Regions from separate parts of the Homo sapiens genome. Here region 2 is linked to region 1. A link is a contact called in ENCODE Hi-C or POLR2A ChIA-PET data. All regions are on one chromosome and are shown on one strand. The core of a region is the stretch at or near the end of the contact, and the rest is flanking DNA. Distances in the headings are between cores, read along the strand shown.

Region 1 (3,412 bases), core at 562-3,061:
CTGGGAAACAGAGCAAGACCCTGTCTCAATAAATAAATAAAATAATTAACTAAAAATTTCAGAAAAAATAAATAATCCATTTGCTCCCAAAAGATCTCCAAGAGAATACTACCATGACCATACAGGCAGGATAATTTATCCTTGATCATGAGTAATACATTTGTCTTTGCATTTTTGTATTGGTAGATAAACAGCTCATATTATGAAAAATCATTATGAAACAGCTCTTAAAGACATAAGGAAGAGGAACATGGATAAAAAAACAGGTAGTAGAAGTTGGTGGGAGAAAAGGGATAACAGATCACCCTTAAACAAGCCAGAAACTTAATTATCACCTTTAGTTAAATCCAAACACCCAGTCTCCTGTTTCAAGGAGACCAACTCACAGAATATTTTTCATGACTAACCTTATGTTTGCAACTGAAGATTAAAAACTAAATATTATTTGACAAGTTTTTATATGACGACATAAAGAGTGGCTAGTGCCCGCTGTTGACTCAGACATTTCTGCCAACCTCTTTTGCCTGCCAAAATATAGCTTCAATAAGCACACATAAATTTTATTTTTAATAAATAACCACAAAATAGTTTCATAAACATACTAAACTGTGGATAATTGTAGCTCACAATGAGTATGTGTTACAGTTTCGGTAAATAGAAGTTACACAGTCTGAAGCTGGCACACGCTAACCCCATCGTATGGATTGATGTCAAACCAGCTCACGCTGGAACACCCTGGTGATTTTCTTGGTAAGCGGCCTATGTGCTAACTACTTGGGCTCCTGCCTTCTTCCAGCAGTCCTCCTGTTAGTCTACGCAGACATTAGGTTTCAGAGTCCTGAGAATTTAAAAGGATAGCTGAGGTCTCTGCTTGGTGTCCCAAAGGGTCTTTGCGGTAAGAAAAGTTCCTTATGCCCTGACCAACATGTAGACACCTATAATACTTTAAAATGAATAAATAAAGGGCATTTGGGGAAATAAATACTGATGTGATGAGAAGGAACCAGTGAGAATAAACTGTTCTTTCTAACTAACTTTTCTTGGAATTTACATGTTCCTTTTACTCAAAAGATCCTTTTGGAAGAGTGTATTGCCTTTTCCTCTGTTGGCAGACATTTCTTTCTCTTTTTTTATTTTTTTATTCCTTGAAAAAAGCAGCTTATTGAAAGCTTAATGAGTTTTTCTTTTCTGTGTTAGAAATCAGGTTTATTTTTAAGCTTCTTTGACCACACATGTGCTTTGATGAACTTCCCTCCCATTCGTGGAAAAGAGCTCTAGGTTCCTAACACTTCCAGCTCCAATTCTCCACATTCTCCTTCACTTCACATCGACCCCTGGGAAACTTAGAGTGAGAAAAAGTCAAAGGGGGAATTTTTTTTTTTTTTTTGTAATGTACTGAGCTTCCTTTTGAAGACGAGGAAAGAGAGTTTTATCTTCAGTAAAAACAGGCCCTTTTGTGGAAAGGAGACGTGATGACTGATCAAACAGCATTCAGCATTCCAGGGATGCCAAGATATCGCTGGGTTAAATGGTGGAGATGACCCAAAGACCCTGCGCTGTTTGAAAATAAATAAAATTACTCCGGCAACATATTCCGCATTCCTGTTTGTACTCGGCAATCTACATGCTTTAGATTCTGCCTGTGGTTACCTTCACTCAGGTCTTAGCTCACAGTTGAATTTATTCAGTCAGAATTTACTGCAAACTTCCTTATGGGATGCATGAAACTGGGCCCTAGGATGGATGGGGCAGTGTGCATGGTAAGGAGGCAGGATAGAGCAAGAGGGTGGCCCTGACACCAGGAAGTGCTCAGCCTGAGGCCTTGGAATATTGCAGAGCCATGGATTAAGGGCCTCATGGGCACAGGGAGAGAGTGACTCACTCTGCTGGAGGTTGACCTCCATCAGGAGGAATGCCTCGTGGTGTTTTGTGACCTATGAAACATTGGCAGCCTGCAGTGCTGCCGCACAATTCTGTTATGTTTTTCAGCACTGCCAAGGGTAGATTTCTCATCTTAACCTCAGTCCTCCTCCAGTCTGCATCCTTTATAATCCTACACAACCCCCAGCAATGGTTCTCTAAGCACACCCTCCCTGACTCCAGTTAACCATTTTTTCTATCCTCACCCCAAATTAAATTCAACTCTCTTTGTGTATTTCTTGTTAAACAGCTATGTGTAGAAAGCTATGCAGGACACAGAGGTGCAAGATCTTGTGCATCAAAAAGCTTATCACCCAGTAGGAGAGTTAAACACGTAAAAATTTAAGTGGAAAAAAAATGTAATAGAACTGCAAGTGCTGTGAGCACTTAGACAAGGTAGTGACACACTTTGGTTCAGCGAGATTGTGAAGTTTTCACAAAGGTTCTGGCACATAAACTGAACCAAGATGCATGGACACGTTTCCTAGAGCTCCAAGGAACAGCATGAGCAAAAGACTAAAGTTATGTGGGTAGGCAGCCAAGGGTGTTTGAATTTGAGTGTGGCCAGGGCATAGGATAGTCAGAGAAACAGAAAAAGAGCTGAAAGGGTTGGTTCGGGCCAGATCAAATCCAAATCAAGGTAAGTAAAAGTTACTCTGTGAGTAATGGGGAAGAGTTGAAGTTTTCCTAGGAAAAAAATAACTTCCATTGCCCTGTGGTTAAGAATGCTAACCCTGGTCCTGGCTAACACGGTGAAACCCCGTCTCTACTAAAATTACAAAAAATTAGCCAGGCGTGGTGGCGGGTGCCTGTAGTCCCAGCTACCCGGGAGGCTGAGGCAGGAGGATGGCGTGAACCCGCGAGGCGGAGCTTGCAGTGAGCCGAGATCGTGCCTCTGCACTCCAGCCTGGGCAACAGAGCCAGACTCCGTCTCAAAAAAAAAAAAAAAAAAAAAAAAAAAAAAAAAAAAAAAAAAAAAAAAAGAATGCTAACGCTGGAAGCAGTGAGAAGGATTGATTAGACAGGATCAAGGCAGGAGCTGGAATGGACCCATGTAAAGGACCCAATAAGAGTGAGCATAGAAGACTTTTAGATAAGAAGCCCTGTAGAGGCTGAAATAAACGTTTTCCTAACATGGACAAGCAAGGCTCCACCGTCCTTCCACTTTTCCTTTTTTAGCAATCAAGCAAGCAACCAAAGACATCAGATGTTAATAAAATGAAATGGCTATAGACAGCACTGTACAGAACCAATAGAACCTTCCACAGTAATGGATACTAGGCACTTGATGTGGAATCACTCTGACTAAAGAACTGAATTTTTCATTTTGTTTAATTTTAATTACTTTTAGTTGGCATAGCCCTATGTGGCTAATCCTACTTTATGGGACCGTGTAGCTCTAAAGAATAAAATTATATTGACTGAACCAGAGATTCAAAGCATTTTGGAAAAATTTACATTATTCTTCTACCGGCCATCAGACTTCAGTGGT
Region 2 (3,167 bases), core at 445-2,944, 37 kb after region 1:
ACAATTCAAGATGAGATTTGGGTGGGGACACAGCTAAACCATATCAGATGCCTCCATCCACTTCCACAACTGTAATCCTAGAATTGTCACTTCTAGATATACCATATGTACTCTGTCTTTACTCCTTCTATATTCCCATTTACCCTACATGTTGCTTCCAAATTTAATTAAATTTTAACATTTTCTTTCTTTTTACAAAACTCCCCTTTCACAATCTAAAAACTAGAATCCCAATTCAGAAGCTTGGACCTCAAAATGCTTCAGAATTTGGCCCACCCTTCATGGCCAGCTTCACCACAGCTCAAGTTTTCTGTCCTATACTCACTCTCAACTGAAAATCTTTGCTCATCCTGTTTTCCTGAGTGGAAATGGCCTTTCCCTTCATTTCTTTTATCTAAACTTACTCTTCTTAAGATCCATATTATGTTTAAACTATAGGGCACACACCATCTCTTCTAGCCTCCTGGGATATTCCTTTTTCTATACTTCTATAGCAAATCCCAACTGCTCACTAGAATAGCTTGTCACACATTGCTTTACGGGGACATATAATTATTCCACATGAATACATCTTGTCTTGATATTTACGTTATAAGTTTCTTAGAATACTCCATAACAAATTATGCACATAAGAAGAATTCAGTACATACTTTCTGAATTAAAAGTAGTTTTCTTCCTATCTACCTATGTACTAGCATTATAAGAATAACATTATAGGCATACAGTGGAAAAGTTTCAAGAGTGAAAACAAATCCACACCTATGTATTATTAAATAGTGAGGGACAAAGTGCTAAAGTATTATATATAAAATTATTCACAAATATTAAAACTATTTTCTTTTTGTTGGAAGGTTTTCATTTTTTCTAAATGAAAGGAGGCAAACTTCTATTAAATAGCTAGAACAGTAAATGAAAAAAAGAAATGGTCTCTTGTTTTTTTCTCACTTAGAAATCTTTCTTTTCATGAATTATTCTTAATGCTAAGTAAACTGCATATATATATATATATGCATATATATGTATCTGCATATATATATATGCATATATATGTATCTGCATATATATATGCATATATACATATATATTCCCCCTGAACAAATTCTTAGTTTTTTCTGTATAATTTTTATTAAACAAGACCACACAAATGAGTAGGAAAGAAAACATTTTGTCATCCTTATGCTCGGACACTTACACTAAAATATTTTTGCCAGGAAGGAATAGACTAAACATACATCAAGCCAAATGGAGATGCTTACTTTAAGACTTGAGGTACTTCTTATGATTTAAGACATTAGACCATAATTTGAGAATGTTTGGAAAAAGCATGCAATGGCTTTGTTTCTGACCATCACTGCATAAAAGTCTATATATCCAAAAGATTTTACAAACACATGTGGGTGGCTAATAGTATTGTTTTAAGCTACATTTTAGTTTTTTAAACTAACTTTACAAACATTTTTGAGGGTAGCCTCAATTTTTAATTAAAATAATTGTGATCTTTCTTCTTGATCATCTCTGTCTTAGCACTTCTCATCTCAGGATGTAAGTCCAAAAAATGCATCTCTTTGCTGCATAAGTTATTGTCAGTCATGACTCATTTATCTGGTCAGAATTAAAGAAAATAGTTTCTACTAAATGCTAGTGTTTCCTCTGAGGTATGTCTTTTGGGGTGTGGCATGGGAGTGGATAGACACAGCGGTAACCTTTACTCATTCATTTGATACATATGACTTGAGCACTTCATGGGCAAGACTCTGTTAGATGCTGAAGATACAGCAATGAAAGAGACAGATACAGCCTTTATTCTCATTGAGTTTGTATTAAAAGAGACACTTGGACATTAAACAACTAGTTACACAATAATTTAATCATGATAGTGGTAAGTACTAAAAAGGAGAAAAATAGCTTGGCAACCCGGAAACTCTTCAGAATTAGCCCCCTTTTTAACCATTGTTGTCCTATCCTTTGTTCCTATCATTTATTCCTAGGAGAGATTTTATTTAAACTACTTATAATTAACAAACTCCAGACAGTCTCTAGTGAATGACTCAACATGACCCTGCAAACTTTTCAAAGAGATCAGAGTACAAGATTTTGAAATATAACCAACATGTTTTGACCAAACTTAACCTATGAAATTAGACCAGGATAAGTTAAATATAAACAGGTTTCTCTAGGAGTAAACATACATGAGACAAACACAAAAAAATGTATGGTGAGCAGTTCCCAGCATAGCCTCCCCCATCTTCTCATTAAATACAAACGAACACTGGGCAAAAGAGGACACATTGACAACACACAGAAAAACTAAGATTGATAGTCAACCTAAAACCAGAATCTAGGAGGAACTGGCATTAATTATAAGGGGGTTAGATCTGGATTGTGAAACACATATCAAGGCTTAAACACATGGCATAGTGAATGAATAAAGGCTCCTTGACAGAGAGGCTTTCCCCCTCTCAGAGAACAGGCAGGTTGCACGTGGACCCCTGGGAATTTCTCTGAAAAGATAGAATCTACTTCCAGGCACAATCAATGCTGGGAGTAAGCAAAGCAAATTGCTATGAATGAGGCAGGCATGAACCAGACTTTTGCGTAGTACTGTTTTGTTTTATGTTTAATATTATTATCCAAAACAGTAGAGTAAGGAAAATAACACCAGAGTAGCGATACACTAAAACACTAAATGAAGGCCTTCTAGAAATGGAGTAATGTGTAGAACAGCCTGCACCTCATCTGAAAATCCAAGAAAGATATGAGACAACAAGGTCAAGGACAGGAGCAAAGACAAATAACTTACCCTTCTACTGAAAACTCTAAGTCTTGACTGTTCCTGCATTGTAAAAGTATGAGACAAAAGACAAAGGGGGAACAAAAACTATTATAGCAGAATGAAACTATTAGAACAGCATCTGTGAAGCTTGAAGGAAGAATATGCTTTGATTATGAGTTAGATGTAACGATGTCCCCATTACTGAAACATGAGATGTGTTTCCTTTCAAATCAGAAATAAAGCTAGAAGGCCCACTCTCACCATTATAAGCTAATTTCTGAAAGGACTAGCTAATACAATCAGCCATGTAAATCAAGCAAGGCATATGAATATTTGAAAGGAAGATATAGATTCATCATTTTCAACTAGAATCAACATAAAACAAAGAAAAATT

The links. Hi-C counts contacts between places; a loop is a spot of excess contacts on that map. ChIA-PET counts read pairs that join two places held with the same protein, here RNA polymerase II (POLR2A).
Region 2: a loop to region 1 is called in a map of HepG2, with 2.6 times the contacts of the local background. The contact joins two enhancer-like sites. A Hi-C loop is called at or near these places in 1 of 168 maps with a recorded cell type or tissue (HepG2). POLR2A ChIA-PET finds 5 or more read pairs at or near these places in 4 of 52 experiments (AG04450, H1, activated CD4-positive, alpha-beta T cell and 1 more).

The regions. Positions count from the first base shown.
Region 1 is chr2:226,476,665-226,480,076 of GRCh38, forward strand. No RefSeq gene overlaps it. Among named protein-coding and RNA genes, the nearest start is that of MIR5702, 180 kb to the right of the region's middle. RefSeq lists an enhancer at 1,261-1,811 and a silencer at 1,449-1,743. Within about 2 kb of position 1,812, at least 15 of the 41 ENCODE cell types and tissues checked have a DNase peak (open chromatin) inside an H3K27ac peak, as active enhancers do.
Region 2 is chr2:226,513,444-226,516,610 of GRCh38, forward strand. No RefSeq gene overlaps it. Among named protein-coding and RNA genes, the nearest start is that of MIR5702, 140 kb to the right of the region's middle. Within about 2 kb of position 1,695, at least 2 of the 41 ENCODE cell types and tissues checked have a DNase peak (open chromatin) inside an H3K27ac peak, as active enhancers do.